Linked DNA regions of Mus musculus: region 2 is linked to region 1. Evidence: chromatin loops called from intact Hi-C (ENCODE). Cell type or tissue: left cerebral cortex. All regions are shown on one strand. Links, peaks and the distances in the headings refer to the core of each region. The heading gives the core; the rest is flanking DNA.

Region 1 (7,859 bases), core at 890-5,889:
ATGTGTATGTATGTAAGTATGTGTGAACACTTGTGGAGCTGAGAAGACAGGTGGTCAGGCCTAAGCCCATGAGTGTGTGTGTGTGTGTGTGAATGTGTATGTGTCTGTGCTTATGGCCTAAATAAAACATTTCCTTTCTGTGCGTGTGACTTTCTTTTCCTTTTTATCTGGGTCTCAAAGAGTTGACAAAACTCTGAGCATCTCTAGAATAAAAGAACAAGAGCCTGAATAAGCTAACTCCTTTATTTTATTACCCGCCCCACCCCACTGTTAAACAGCAGGTATCAATCCCCAGAAGCCAGCAGTTTCTGGACCCAGAAGAGCAAAGAGTTAGAAGAAAACAAAACAAAACAAAAAAACCCCCAAAAGCTAGCTACTTTTGCCCTAGCAATCACAACTTTTGCCACGATGATCGCCAATGTCTCCATTGATTCCTTCTTCAGCAAAGGTCCCTGGCAGATGGACCCCATAGGCTCACAGAGACTTGTGGCCTTGTTGGAGGAACTATGTCACTGGGGGCAGGCTTTGAGGTTTCAGATGTTCCAGCCAGGCCCAGCATCATCCTCTCTCTCTGCTGCCTGCAGATCGAGATGTAAAACTCTCAGCTCCTTCTCCAGCACCAAGTCTGCCTGCAAGCTTCCATGCTTCCTACTCTGATGATAATGAACTAAACCTCTGGAACTGTAAGCCAGCCCAATAATAAATCTAATTATTAATTATATATAAATATACAGTATCTATAACTTATAATATTTAAAAGTTGCCACGGTCATGATGTTTTTCACAGCAATAGAAATCCTAACTGAAACAGTATCAAGAAGGTTAACCCATGATTTTAAAATTACTGTCACTTCTGGTAAACTTCATTAGGCTGATACTCAATTGACTAATGTTAGGATCTCCTGCTCAAAGGAAACGCAAGTATACTTGAATTCTGAAATGTCTGTTTTCCTTTTTCCTTCTTCTGCACTCCCCTCTTCCTGTAGTTATTGATACAGTAAGTCTCTGTTGCTGACTACAGTCCTGGTTTCTTACTTCTTTGTTTTCATTTGGTTTTTAGGTTTAGATGAATTGATTGATTGGTTGATTGATTGATTGATTGATTTTGGTATTTTTTGAGGCAGAGTTTCTCAGGCAGTTTTGACTATCCTGGAACTTACTTTGTAGACCAGGCTGGCCGGCCTCAAGCTCACAGAAATCTGCCTGCCTCTCTGCCTCCAGAGTCCTGGAATTAAAGTCATAAAATTTGGATAATTTTTGAGACATGTTAAAGCTGCCTTTTAACTCCTTTTGTAGCCTAGACTAGCCACAAACCCAAGAGTGTCATGCCTCTGCCATGTAAGAGCTGGGATTACAGGCATACACTATCACATTGGGCTCCTGCATCTTTATGTGTGCAATTCTCTCTCTTGTTTAGAATGGTCTTTTTAAAGATTTACTTATTTATCTTATGTGTATGAGTACACTATAGGTGTCTTCAGACATACCAGAACAGGGCATCAGGTCCTGTTACAGATAGTTGTGAGCCACCATGTGGTTGCTGGGATTTGAACTTAGGACCTCTGGAAGAGCAGTCAGTGCTCTTAACCACTGAACCATCTCTCTAGCCCTAGAATGTTCTTTCTAAATGATCCACACATCCTTCAGCATTCACCCCTCAGCACACTGGCATAGGGATTAAAAGCCAACAAAGGCCACACCTCCCTATAAGCCTATTTCTTTCAAACCACCACAAATCCCAATAGAAAGCAATGTGTGTCTGCTAAGAACAACCTGATCCTGCACGTGGCAGTTCTGGAAAACTCCACCCGTGGAAATTCGTGGAAGTCCCCTGGGTAGCAGGAAACAGGATGATGCTATTGTTTATTAAAAGAAAGAACTGGATATAAGCTGGAATGCAGGTCAGTTGATAGTGTTATCTAGCATGCATGAAGCCCTGGGTTTGATCCCTTGCACTGACTCAAACTGGGCATGGTGGCACACACCGTGCAAAACACTTGGGTGGAGGAATAGAAACAGAATAATCAGAAGTTGAAGATCAGCTATGCCTGCAAGGCCAACCTGGGCTAAATAGGAGCTTGTCTGCAACAACAACAACTACAACGAACTTAGCCTACCATTGTATTTGACTTTGCTGTACCAAGGACTGAAAACAGAGTTTCACACACACTGGGTAAGTGCTCTACCACTGAGCTACATCCGCAGTATAACTTTGGACAAGTTATTTCTCTGAATCTAAACTTCCTTCTTACATAAGAGTGTCTACTCCTTAATTTGGTAAGGAACGCAGTTACCATGTATACAAAGGTACTCTGTAAGAACCCAGCTTAATCAGCCTCATTAAATTTTATCAACTTAATTTTTTTGTTCCATTTATTTTTATCGGGATTGGAGATGCAGCTACATGCAAATGAGGGTCAGACAACAATTTTCTGGAGTCTTATTTTTCTCCTTCTACATCTGCATGGACTCTGGGGATCAAACTCAGGGCCTAAGATTTGCACAGCAAACGCTTTATTCACTGATCCATCTCGCTGGTCCAAATATTACCCACTTTCAGGAACTGGGAATAAGAATACTTTTATTATCACTGATCTTTGATTTCACTAGGTAAGCAGGCTTTTAGGAAAGGTTGCTTTGTTGTTCAAGGCCTTGCTGCTTTAGGGAGGGATCAATTCTCATCTATTTAGATTACTGACTGAGGACACAGCAAGGAGGCTGGGTAACCGTACTCCAGTGCTCTCTCTGTCCAGAGTAAGATTCACAGTAGCTAGAGGAAATCACTGGTCAGCCGTCGCCATGACAACATCAGACCGTCCTCCGGTCCATCAACGGAAGGGGGCGGTGTCTGGAGAGTAGATCGCCTAGGTGGCCACGCGTGCCTGGGTCGCATGCAGCCCAGAGGAGTCCTCGGGTGCCAGGCAGGCACTGCTTCCTCTGTCCGCACGGGGGCGACGCAGAGCTGAGCTCCGCGCGTGCGTGGGAGCCAGTGACCGCACTGGGTCCTCTGGGCCCGAAACTGGAAGCTCCCACAGGCTCCCCTCCAAGCGTCTGATCTGACGTCGTCCACGACACACGACAGCCTCTCCCAGGACCGCCCAGCTCATGTACGGCTCTGACCCGACCATCACAGCCCTCACCGAGGCCGACACCAGACCCAAGCTTCCCAGGGACCAGCTTTGGCTATCGCCAGTCCCAGGAGGCCCAGGGAGCACGCGCACGCACGTGTGTGGGCGGGGCTTCAGGTTGGAACGCCCCCTCAGGGGCGGGGTCATAATCTGGGGAGCGCGCGGGGTGATGGGAGCAGTAGCCACGCGGAAGCCAAGCGAGCACGGGGCTGATTTACAGGGCACCACGTGGCTTGGTGGGTTTGGGTGCTCGATGCTGGCCCTAGGGTATCTCGGAAATGGGCTCCAGTCGTGCCATGTGTCGGAACGCGGCTTGGGGGAGGACATACAGGACAGTCCTGGGGCCCAGTCTGGGACTAGATCTAGGTCCTTGGTTTATAGAGTTAGTCGGAGGTCCTTGGTGTGTCATCCACGCTTTAACATTCCAGCCATTGCCCAGGCTTGTCACTTGGCGGCACCCTCCCGCCACTCACAGCAGGATATGCCCTTCTCAGAACCCAGCCAAACAGAGAGGCTCATGAGCGCTTCATCTTCAGTTTCAACAAGATTAGGTTGCCAGGCATGGTGGCTCATGCCTGTCATTCCTGGGGCGGGAAGGTCTTGGAGCCCAGCCCTGGCTACATAGTGAGTTCCTGGCTTTTTGAATACAAAGTGAGACCCTGTGTTAAAGAACTAAAACAAACAAAACCGAACAAGCATCCAAAACCTAAAACAAGCAAGCTAGACAGATAGAGGTGAGTTCTCCCGAGTCCGTTTGTGACTCCAGCAGTTTCCCTTACAGGGAGGGCTGGGGGACAGCCTCAGCAACTTAACACTGAATGCTATTGTTAACTGAAGTGCACCAGGGATAGGAGGGAGATGCATTTTCTTTCTGTTTTCTGGGGTTCAGCATAGACTGGACGTACCAATAAACCCTGCCTGCTCGCTCGTTCTCTCTCTCTCTCTCTCTCTCTCTCTCTCTCTCTCTCTCTCTCTCTCTCTCTCTCTCTCTCTCCCTCCCTCCCTTCCTCCCCCCCCCTTTTAATATGAGGCCCTGGCACAGCGAAAGTTAAAACATTTAAAATGTAATTCTAATTCATAAATCTTTTTAAAAATTAACCTTACAAAAACCAATTTAAGCCGGCCATAGTGACACAGGACTTTAATCTCAGGACTTGGGAGGCAGAGGCAAGCAGATCTCTGAGGTTGAAGCCAGCCTGGTCTACAGAGCACTCAGAGAAATCATGCCTTAAAAAAAAAAAAAGTGAGGCTATGCCAGTGCCTGGCAAATACAGAAGTGGATGCTCACAGTCATCTATAGGATGGAACACAGGGCCCCCAATGGAGGAGCTAGAGAAAGTACCCAAGGAGCTGAAGGGGTCTGCAACCCTATAGGTAGAACAACAATATGAACTAACCAGTACCCCCAGAGCTCGTGTCTCTAGCTGCATATGTAGCAGAAGATGGCCTAGTTGGCCACCATTGGGAAGAGAGGCCCCTTGGTCTTGCAAACTTTATATGCCCCAGTACAGGGGAACGCCAGGGCCAAGAAGTGGGAGTGGGTGGGTAGGGGAGCAGGGCCGGGGGTGGGGGTATAGGGACTTTTAGGATAGCATTTGAAATGTAAATGAAGAAAATATCTAATAAAAAATTTGAAAAAAAAAGAGAGAGAACTTTCAGGTTTTGTTTTGTTTTGAGACGGGATTTCTCACTGTGTAGACCAGGCTAGCCTTGAACTCAGATTCGCCTGCCTCTTTCTCCGAGCATTAGGATTAAAGACATGAACTGCCTTGTAGAACTAAAAGTCCTCATCCTTTTACTTTTTTTTTTCACACACAGTATTTTTGTGTTTACCGGCTTGAGAGATCCTACATATATAAATAAGAAGAGGTCACATGCCTATGGTTGACTCAATCTATACTGTCCTGTGTTTGTGTCAATACATAATAGATAGGATTGTTATTTAAAGAGTCGGTATTTCCAGAAAATGAACATTTACAATTCAGTTAGTCCACCAGTAATGAACTCTTAGTTTGGGCCTGTGCTTATAACAATATAACAGAACTACGTGATCACTGTCAACAGTTTTAGAGGGAATATTGGTAAGAACCAAGAAAGTCATCAAGATTAAGTCTCCTTGGTTACTTGCTCTCCTCCAGCCTGCATTGGCTTGCTTATTTGGTTCTGGTTTGGTTGATAGGGTCTCTCTGTGTAGCCCTGGTTGGCCTGGAACTCCCTCTTTAGACCAGGCTGGCCTCGAACTCACAAATATCCTCTGACTCCCTAGTGCTGGTTTGTGTGAAACGTGTTTGCCACCACCCTGGACCAGCTGATATTGTCTTATTATGTTGAGGCATAGTCTGTGTGACCCAAATTAAACCTGGAACTGACAATGTAGCCCAACCTGGCCCTGAACTTCGAGCAATCCTCCTGCCTCAGCCTCCCAAGTACCGAGAATACAAGTTTATTCTGTAAACTATACTGGATGGATTGGTTAATGCTAAGTAATTCATGCAGTGGGAATCTGGGGTCTGGACAAAGTTGTCCAGGGAGGGTTCCTTGCTAGGGTCACACAGCTAGGACGGAATGGCACAGCCCGGAACCCGGCCCAACTTTATCTGATTCCATGCCTCTGTTGGTCTCTTCCTGTTAGTGTTCAGCTGACTTCCTTCCAATCTTTATTTCTGTGCAACAGGGCAAAAATATTTACATGTAAATATTCATCGTTTTTCCTCCTCCAGCCTTGGTTCGAAACATATTGTGACAATTGCCAAGGAAGGGGGTAGACATGAAGCACAAGCCTGCTGTGTTCTGGAGGGATTCCTCCCAGGCCCACTCAGGAAAAGCTGCTGGCAGAGCAGGGGTGGCAGAGCAGTGGCAGAGCCAGGAGGGTTAGCGACTCAGAGAGGGGAGACTAAGCAGGGCATTCTAGAACTGCTCTGGCAACTTGGGACGTGGAGGAAGTCTTAGGATTCTGAGCATCTGTCTGCTGCAAGATGCCCTGGGTAATGCCAGCCCTGCAAACCCCTCAGCCTCCCGTGCAGGCTTTTGCCTCTTGTCTGTGCATTTGAGCTTAGATGGGTTATTAGGGGAGGAAACCGGACCGGTTTATTTAGGCATGTGAACTTTGTACTCTTTCTCTAAAAATTTATTTTTTTTCTTTTAGTGTGTATGAATGTTTGCCTGCATGCATGTAATTGTATTGTGTGCATGCCACGTGCCTGTGGAGGTCAGGAAAGGGTGTCAAATGCTCTGAAATGAGAGTTACAGACAGTTGTGAACCACCACATACACACTCCTAAGCACACCCACTCATCTGCACGCAAACTTCTACACACACACCCATGCATATGCATAAATAATAAATACATTTAATTATTTTTAGAAGAAGAAGAGAAAAATAACTGCTGGAGCCAAGCATTGTGGTTCATGTTTGTAATCCTAGTACCTGGGAGACAGAAGCAGGAGGACCAGGAGTTCAAAGTCATCTGTGTTGGTATAGCAACGGATCTGTCCTCGCCCAGCCCCCCCCCCCCCCCAAGCCACCAAATACACACAAAAGAGAAACCCAGAGAAGCTTGCTGCTTTGCCGGTTCTCAGTTTTGTGGTCAGGGGGGACTCTTCCTGCCCTCTTTGCTTCCATTGCAAAAATGCAGAACTTCTCTGTTTCTTAATCTGTGTCTTCTTGTAACTTCATTTTATTCTTAAAGACAGGATCTCTCTGTGTTGCCTTAGCTATCCTGTAACTCACTCTGTAGACGAGGCTGGCCTCCAACTCACAGAGATGCACCTACCTGCCTCTGCCTCCTGAGTGCTGGGATCAAAGGTGTGGGCCAACACTGCCAGGCTTCTAATTTCCTTTCTTATTTTTAAAATTCTTTTCCATTTTTGTTATGGGTCTGTGTACACGAGTGTGGGTGCCCAAGGAGCCCAGAGGTGTCAATCTCCCTGGAACTGGGGTGACAGGCAGTAGTTATAAACTGCCTGATGTGGTGCCAGGAACCAAACTTTCAGATCCTCTGTAGGAGCAGTAGCTACTCTTAACCGCCGAGCCCTCTCTCGGCCCTTGTTCCAATTTCTTACTGACTTTTGACTTTTAGTTTGTTCTTTTGTTTTTTTGTTTTAACTTTTTTTTTTAAAGATTTTATTTAATTAAAGTATATGAGTACGCCTGGAGTGGTGGCATGCCTTTAATCCCAGCACTTGGGAGTGCTGCAGAGGCAGGCAGATTTCTGAGTTGGAGGCCAGCCTGGTCTACAGAGTGAGTTCCAGGACAGCCAGGGCTACACAGAGAAAAAAACCCTGTCTCGAAAACCAAAAAAAAAAAAAAAAAAAAAGTATATGAGTACAATGTCATGTCTTCAGGTGCACCAGAAGAGGGCATCAGATCCCATTACAGATGATTGTGAGACACCTTGTGGTTGCTGTGAATTGAACTCAGGACCTCTGGAAGAGCAGCAGTCAGTGTTCTTAACCGCCGAGCCATCTCTCCAGCCCCTTAATTTTTTTTTTTTTATTTTTATACGTTTTCTTTTTAAAGATTTATTTATTTCATGTATGTGGGTACACTGTCGCTGTCTTCAGACACACCAGAAGAGGGCATCAGATCCCATTACAAGTAGTTGTGAGCCATCATGTGGTTGCTGAGAATTGAACTCAGGACCTCTGGAAGAGCAGTCAGTGCTCTTAACCACGGAGCCATCTCTCCAGGCCAACTTCCAACTTTTAGTTTGTTTTTTTGTTTGTTTGGTT
Region 2 (7,859 bases), core at 1,309-6,308, 96 kb after region 1:
AACTTAGGGGACTGAAGACAAATGTAATTTGGTAGGATGCTTGCCTAGGCTATCTCTCATGGTGATTGAAGCCAGCAGGGAGTACACAGCAAGGCCTGCCCTCAAAATTTAATAAGTAAATCTATAAGCACAAGATCAGATAATCACTCCGGTAAATTCAGACATGGTGAGACGTAGGTAGTAGAGGTGGTTATGGTAGTAGCATCCATTACAGTAACCAGCACTGGGGAAGGAAACAGGCAAGTAAGTTCAAGGACAACCTGAATTCTATAGCATGAGACTTTTTCTTTGGGGGGGATTGGGGTTGTTTTTGTTTTTCCAGACAGGGTTTCTCCGTGTAACAGCCTTATCTGTCCTGGTATTCACTTTTTTTTTTTTAAAGATTTATTTATTTATTATAAGTACGTACACTGTAGCTGTCTTCAGACACACCAGAAGAGGGAGTCAGATCTCGTTACGGATGGTTGTGAGCCACCATGTGGTTGCTGGGATTTGAACTCCGGACCTTCGGAAGAGCAGTCGGGTGCTCTTCCTGGTATTCACTTTATAGACCAGGCTAGCCTGGAACTCACAGAGATCTACCTGCCTCTGCCTCCTGAGTGCTTGGGATTAAATTCTGTGCCACTCACTGCCTGACTTGGTTCCACCAGAGTCTCTTCAGAAGTGCCAAAAGGTGGGGCTATGGGTCTGTGGTAGAGTGCTCGCTGTGCTTGTGCGAAGTCTTGGCCTCATCTCCAGCATCCCAAGAGAACTGTGGAGGACAAAGGGAACCCTTGAATTTCAAGAATCTATTATCTGCAGTCTTTTAGACAGTGCTAATTGCTGTGTTTTCCAACAAACTGCTTAGACAGTAAAGCTACTTTATTCTAAGGTACTGTATTCTAAATAATGGCACAGGGTCACGCAGGTGACCTAGTTTATATTTACAAGACCTATGTATATTCTAAGCTAAAATATATGCCTAAAGTTCCTACCCATCTGTTCTAAGGTCTTGCTACAGCCCACCCAGGACAAGTCTACTTCCTTTGTAAAACAAAGCAAAAGAAAAAGCCAAAAAAAAAAAAAATCAAAACTTTTTAAAAAAAATTGAGACAGGGTTTTAGCCTGGAATTTTCTATGTAGACCAGGCTGGCCTCAAACTTGTAGAGATCTTCTAGCCTCTGCCTCAATAGCACTCGGATTCCAGGCATGTGAGACCACACCACACTTAACAAGTCCAATTCTTTTTCCATCACTCAGAAGTCCACCTTTCCGGATAAGCCAGGGGTTGAAGCTTTCGCCTTAATTTGGCTAACTGTTGTCATTATGATATTCCTTAAAGGAAACCTCATTACTTAGGAATGGTCTAACCATGCAGAGTGCAGCTTTTTCCCTGTTCCAGAAGCTGTGTTTCCATTAATCCAACCTAAGATGATTCTTGTTCCAGAGCCCTGTGTGGAGAGACAACCGTCCTGACTCCTCAGCACCTTCCTTGCCTTGTGCGTGTTTATGTTCCTTCTGTGGCTCTGTCGTAACATGCCCATATGCTTCTCTATTGCACGACCTTGATCTTCATTCTTTGCACTGTATTGCCGATCCGAAGTGCACACATGCTACATTTATTTTCCTCTCACCTTCCATCACCTCCTCTCTTTCCACTTTCACTTCCTGACGCCTCCCTGGTCCACCATGAGTGTATCCAGGCTGTTTTCCAGGCAGCCTCCCTCTTTTTATCAAGTAGTAGGCATGTTCCAACACATCACTGTGCCACTGCCCAAATGTGTCTAACCTGGTTAGCACTTAGAATGCAGACGCTGACAGTCGGACGCTGGTTTCCAAGACACTAATCTGATTTGGGAACGCTTCCTCTAAGCACATCTCAAATTTCACTTCCTTGAAGTTCCAAGCAAAGACCTAGCCTAGCCTAGGAGCTGCTGCTCATACAGACAACACTCTCCATGAAAAAAAGTAGTGAACAGACACTGTTCATTCCGCCGACAGTTAAGTGAGGATCAGCCTGGGCGACAAGAAGCAGCTGGAAACAGCCTGTATTCAAATCCTAGAACTATTGTTCTCCGCCTGGGTGTTCCTGGTAACTGCTCGCATTCTAGAATGAGCACAGCCACTGTGGCCAACTCTTGGACCTGCTGTGAGCAGTTAAGTCACTCAGAGCATTTAGAACAGGGTCTAGCTCTCACATAGTTAAAACAGGCATTATTATTATTATTCCCCCGAGGTGTAAAAGGATTTAAAAGTACAACAGAAATGAGATTATTTCTGCCAGGCTTTCCTGCTCAGGTCTCTGCAAGCCTTGGTGTGGAGGTGGCTTTATAAGGAAGCGGACATTCAGAGGGAGACTCACGAGTCATTTGTGAATGAATGCCCTCGATCTGGGGCTAACAAGGAACAGGGGGCAATTGTTATTTAAGAGGAAGAGTAAAGGCCAGAAAACCAGAGCGGAGCCCCCGACTTAAGAGCTTCCTTTCCTGCCTACTGGAAACCAACAAAGCAGAGACAACAAACAAACCTGTCTCAGCCCGAAAGAGGCAAAGGTGGCTTCTAGCTGGACTTCACAAAAGTGGGCTAAAAGGTTAAAGTCTCCAGATTTAAAAAAAAAGAAGAAGAAAAGAAAGAAAGCACGAGCTCTCCTGTCCCTTCAAAACGTCCCTTTTTATTTTTTGGTCACAGAGCTGTTTAGTATGGAATTCTAGAAAATGCCAAGGGTCCCACAGACTTCTATACTTTGTGACATTGCATGGTTCACGGGTAGACTACACTAACATATAAGAAATTAGTTTAGGTTGTGTCAAATCACCTTAAAACACACTAAGTAAATGGGAAGGGCCCGAACAAAGAGACTTATTAAGCTGGTTTAACCGCATTCAGCTTCACTATGCTTAATCCGCTTCAGGGGTTCGCGTTAAACAACAAACTCGGTTTCTTGGCCTAAACCTTTTTTCCTAAAAGGACACTTTCTTGCAAGTGTGATGTTTGTTTACGTCTTTTCAGTCCCCGGGAGAGAAAAGAATTTACCTGACTGGGTTGCATTTTCGGACAATATCGACTAGAAAACGGAAAGAGAGGGCGATGGGTTATACAATTCTTGAAACTACTGAGGCATGGAAAGTGTGTGATTGTTCAGTCCCAGAAAAAGGCCAGTTACTGACACCCGGGTTGAGGACTTCATCCAGCAGCGCATTAAATAAGGCTGCGAGAGAAAGAATAAGGTGTAATTAAGCCGGTGTTGTTCGTGCCTGCTTACGGGGCCTGGCAGCAATTTGGTTGAACACCCTTCATCTTGAGAAATTTATAATTTGGCAGTAAGTTGGCAGGAACCCAGTTCAATATTGCAAAATCTGGGAAATGTCGAAACGTGGCTGGCTCACTGAACTTTTCCGGGGTCTTTCGAATTATTACTATTTTTTTTCCTTCCTCTCGGATTCAGAGAGCAGCGTGCCTCTTCAGAGAAGGCCACGAGGTTTTTTAAAAGCACAAAGTCAAGGAAGCGCAGTCATGAGGGCCGCGAGCAAACTTTCCTGACTCCGACCTTTGTGTGCACACCGGGGGAGAAACGGGTTTCCACTGCTAAAGCCGAGTTCAAGCGGTTGGTGGCCCTTTAAAAAAAAAAAAAACCCAACACCCCCCCAACCAGTACTTTGGTTTCCGGAGTGCGAGCCGCGCCACGCTTCGCCCAAGCCCCACTCCCCGTTGTTTTTTTTAAAAAGTCCGAGAGAGGTCGCCAGGCTTAAGTGACATGTGGCCAACTCTGGCTGCCTGGGCCCAAGTTGCTCCAACCGGCTTCTCGAAAAGTGGCTGCGAGTTCCCCTGACGGGAAACCGGCCGGTGCTAGCGCGCCCCGGGTCCGGTTCCCACGGAAGCGGCGGCCGCGACGCCTCCGTCGAGGGCGCGGCGAGCGGCAGGGGGCAGCAGCGGGAACCCGTTGTTCTGGAGGCGGGGTGGGGCGGGAAGCGCCCCCCACCTCGGCTTCCGCGCCCTCCCCTCCCCTCCCCCCAGCTCCCTCCCCTCGGCAGGGAGGAGGGCGGGGACGCCGAGCCCTCCCCCCGGGGAGGAGGGGGCCTGCGCGACGCGCACCCCTCCCCCCCGGCCGCTGCTCCTGGCGCCCCGAGGCGGGAGTTTCCAGGAAGAGCTCCGAGCGCGGCCGCACCACCGGGCGCACGGACACGTTAAGTAGTTCCTCCGCGCGGCCTCCTTGGGAGGCCGCGCTCCAGACGCCAGGGCCGGCCCGGGTCGGAACCGTGGAGAGACAAGGATGGAGGCCCGGCCGCGGGGACCTGAGGGCCCGGAGGTCGCCGAGGCCACTTTCCGTCCCCCGGGGAGGGGGAATGTGAGGGGGTGGTACAACGAGTTCCGGCCGCGGGCTCGGGCGCGCCCGGTGGAGTGAAGCGCCGCGCGCTCGAAGCGCTCACAGAGTTAAAGTGGGCGGGAAAACCCGGAGCGGACTCTTCGGTAGCACGCCCGAGCCCTCCCACCCCGCTCTTCGTGGGGGAGGGGACGGGCACGGCAGGAGTCTCCGTCCCGGGCTCCCGACACCCCCCCACGGAAGAAACAGGTGTCCGCCGGTCCCCTCGGGGGACCCCCGCAGGCCTCGCGGGGCCGGGTGGCGCGGGGAGGGCAGGCCAGCCCCTCCTCTGCCAGCGTGCGCACCGTCGGGGCCGGGCGCGCGGTGGCGGCGAACCTCCCGAGCCGGCGGGCGGGTGGGAGGAGCGCGACGCGCATGCGTGCGGTGGGAGCGCGCGTCCCGCCCCCTTGCCCGAGCGACTTCGCTCCTCCCCTCCCCCCACGTCCCTCGGCCGCCACCTCCGCGTCTCCCCCGCAGCCCGCGCGCTCTCCTCCGGGGAGGTGGCCGGTCCTGCCCGTCCACTGACTATAACCCCTTCACCCCAGTTTCGCCCCGCCTCCGCCGAGCTCCGGTACAAACTCCGCTGCCAAGGGCTCGGCTTTAGCATTCCCGCCTCCGCCCTCTCTCTCTCCCTCCCAACCCTAGAGCACTTCCTGCAAACTGCCCGGCTGCGCTGCCGCTGCTGCTTTCCGTTGCGGGCGCGGCACCACCCTGTACCCCGGCTCCCTCTACTTAGCCTGCTCCATTTTACAGATGGGGAACTCAAGGTCGACCCCTGGGAGTTTTGTTTTTTCCAAAATGAAGCACGGGAACTGCCATCCTGGAAGGGTAAACCTCGACTTTCCACAATTTAAGCTACTTCCAGCTGCAGTCCTTAACTCCCCTGGGACCCTGTTGTCCCTCTGGTCTGTAGCAGCCCACCCAGTTGACATATACCAGTGAAGCAGGTGACCCCAAGTCATGGCAGAAAGACGTGTAATAGAGGAGAGGCAAATTAATTGGCAAAGATTTTTTTATTTGCTTTTTGTGGAAGCTTAGCCCATACTGGCCTCGAATTCTTTTTTTTTTTTTTTTTTTTTTTTTGGTTTTTCGAGACAGGGTTTCGAAAAAGAGGCAGGCAGATTTCTGAGTTCGAGACCAGCCTGGTCTACAGAGTGAGTTACAGGGAAGCCAGGGCAACACAGAGAAACCCTGTCTCAAAGCAAAACAAACAAACAAAAAATAACTGTAATATTTTCTCTTAAATTTTATAATTTTGTTATTCTTTCCACTCGAGACTAGAGACCATTCTTTTGAGTTTTGTTTTTTTCTTTTGCGAGACAGGGTTTCTCTGTATAGTCCTGGCTGTCATGGAACTCACCAGGCTGGCCTTGAACTCTGAAATCCACCTGCCTCTGCCTCCCGAGTGCTGAGATTAAAGGCGTGTGCCACCACTGCCTGGTTCTTTTGAGTTTTTGGAAACACTTTTTTTTTTTTTTCAAAGATTTATTTATCATTATACATAAGTACACTGTAGCTGTCTTCAGACAAACCAGAAGAGAGTGTCAGATTTCATTTCGGGTGGTTGTGAGTCACCATGTGGTTGCTGGGATTTGAACTCAGGACCTTTGGAAGAGCAGTCAGTGTTCTTACCCGCTGAGCCATCTCGCCAGCCCCGGAAACACTTTTAAAGAATGTGCTCCCCCAACAACATAAATCACACCATTTGAGAGAGGTAAAGACTCCAGATGTGGCTCAAGCTGACCTGGAACTCATGATCCTACTGCCTCAGCCACCACATCTGGCTCTATTTTATCTTGAGATAACTTTTCTGTTAGTACTGTTGGTCTTCTGTTCTGGGACTCTCCCATATCCCTAGTGTCAGTTCTTCCTTGGACTTTAGGCTCTAATTACAGTTAGCTCATGTCCATAAGAGATTTTCAAGAGAATTGATGAAAGCCAAGAGAATCCTGAAAACAGTAGCTCTCTAAACTTACTGTGGGACATAAACTTAAAAGCTATATCAGGAATTTACTTATTCCTACCCCCCCCCCGCCGTGTGTGTGTGTGTGTGTGTGTGTGTGTGTGTGTGTGTGTGTTTGCATAGGTTGTGTGAAGGTCAGAGGACAACCTGTAGGAATCTTTCTATCTACAATGTGGGTTCTTGGGAATTTAACTCTGGTTATCGGATCTTTCTGTGCTGAGCCATCTGTCTGCCCCATAACCAGAAATTTAAGGGAACAAAAGACTTATGTTGTATTTTTCATTTTTAGGGACTCATCATTTCAGATTAACTGTTTTGAGGGTTTCATTGCAAACATTGTAAATATGTTTTGGTTCAGTATTGATTTGCTTTATTTTTTCCTCCCCCAAGACAGGGTTTCTCTGTGGGCCCTGGCTGCCCTGGAACTCAAAAACATCCACCTGCCTCTGCCTCCCTAGGGTTGAGATTAAAGGCGTGAACCGCCATGTTTTCCTGAGACCGGGTCTCCCACTGAACCGAAAGTTTGCCAATCTAGTTAGATTGGCTGTTCAGGCAAGCCCCTACAATCTTCCTGTCTCCGCCTCTCTGTTGGAATTACAAAAACTAAGTCAAATTCATGACAGTGCCCCTCCTGCAGCCTCTGGGTGCTGCAATTATGGATGAAGACTTCCATCCCCAGCTAAGAAAGTCAAACTACTTTTTGGCCAATTTAGAAAGCTGTATGTCCTTTTTTTCTAGAGAAACGGTCTTACTCTAACTGGGACTAATCTAGGCCCTACTAAGTAGCTATATAGCCAAGGCTTACCCTGAACTTACAGTATTCCCCTGCCTCAGCTTCCTGACTGCTGACATTACAGATGCTCAACACAGTGCCTGGGATCTGGCGATTTTTACAGGGCTCTAAAGATTCTATCGGACTTCTGCTTGGCCTTCAGAGTCTGCTGTTGGATCCTAGTCTGCAAGCCCATGCTCTCAGGGTCTGTGCTGAAGATAATGTAACTAGGTTTTCAGCTCAAACCTATTTCATTTCTAACATTTAAATTCAGAAGTTAAATTGGAAGAATGTCACGAACATTGTCGTTCTTAAGTAAAATGAAAAAAATTACATATGGAAAATATATTACTTGTGATTGAATCTAGGGATAATTTCCAGAGCTCTTGTATGTTATTGCATTGCTACTCAACCTACAACAGTGTCTCGGGGACATTAGAGTCATTTTGCTGTGGTTTACGCAGCACACTGAACCAGGATAACGGGCACTCTGTGACTCCAGAGGGGAATCACATTATAAGACTAAAGAGGCTCCTGTCTGCAGCTTCACTGCTGTAGAGACTGAAGCAGGAATATTGTCAGGAGTCAAGCTTAGCTTGTGCTACACAGCAAGCTTCAGGCCAGCCTGGGCTACAGAGTGAAGCTCCGAAAAGGAAGGGGATGCAAGGGAGAGGCCATGAGATGGCTCCTTTCTGCCAGATCGGAAAAGCAGAGTGGGATCCTGGGAATCCACAGGTAAAAGGAGACACCCAAGTCCTGCAAGTTGTCCTCTGACCGTCACATGT

The links. Hi-C counts contacts between places; a loop is a spot of excess contacts. Peaks named below come from ENCODE experiments on the same cell type or tissue, not always from the same donor. Only the 100,000 strongest peaks of a DNase experiment are listed, where the experiment ranks them.
Region 2: it touches region 1 in a loop (9-fold over the local background); 1 of 42 quality-filtered maps calls a loop at or near these places.

Annotation. Positions count from the first base shown.
Region 1 is chr4:133,906,150-133,914,008 of GRCm38, reverse strand. No RefSeq gene overlaps it. Among named protein-coding and RNA genes, the nearest start is that of Rps6ka1, 22 kb to the right of the region's middle. In left cerebral cortex, for the core only: CTCF peaks have their summits at 2,931 and 3,622; DNase peaks (open chromatin) are centred at 2,996, 3,186 and 3,533; H3K4me3 peaks cover 1,430 bases; H3K27ac peaks cover 1,573 bases.
Region 2 is chr4:133,810,385-133,818,243 of GRCm38, reverse strand. It overlaps Gm34296, which reads left to right and starts at 3,099. Exons shown (of 4, transcript XM_030253992.1): 1 at 3,099-3,105; 2 at 4,277-5,167. The coding sequence starts at 3,099. Gm12974 (predicted gene 12974) reads right to left here and starts at 1,765. Exons shown (of 3, transcript NR_168140.1): 1 at 1,614-1,765; 2 at 630-751. In left cerebral cortex, for the core only: a CTCF peak has its summit at 3,895 (motif pointing right); DNase peaks (open chromatin) are centred at 4,140, 4,433, 4,814, 4,871 and 3 more places; H3K4me3 peaks cover 2,307 bases; H3K27ac peaks cover 4,212 bases.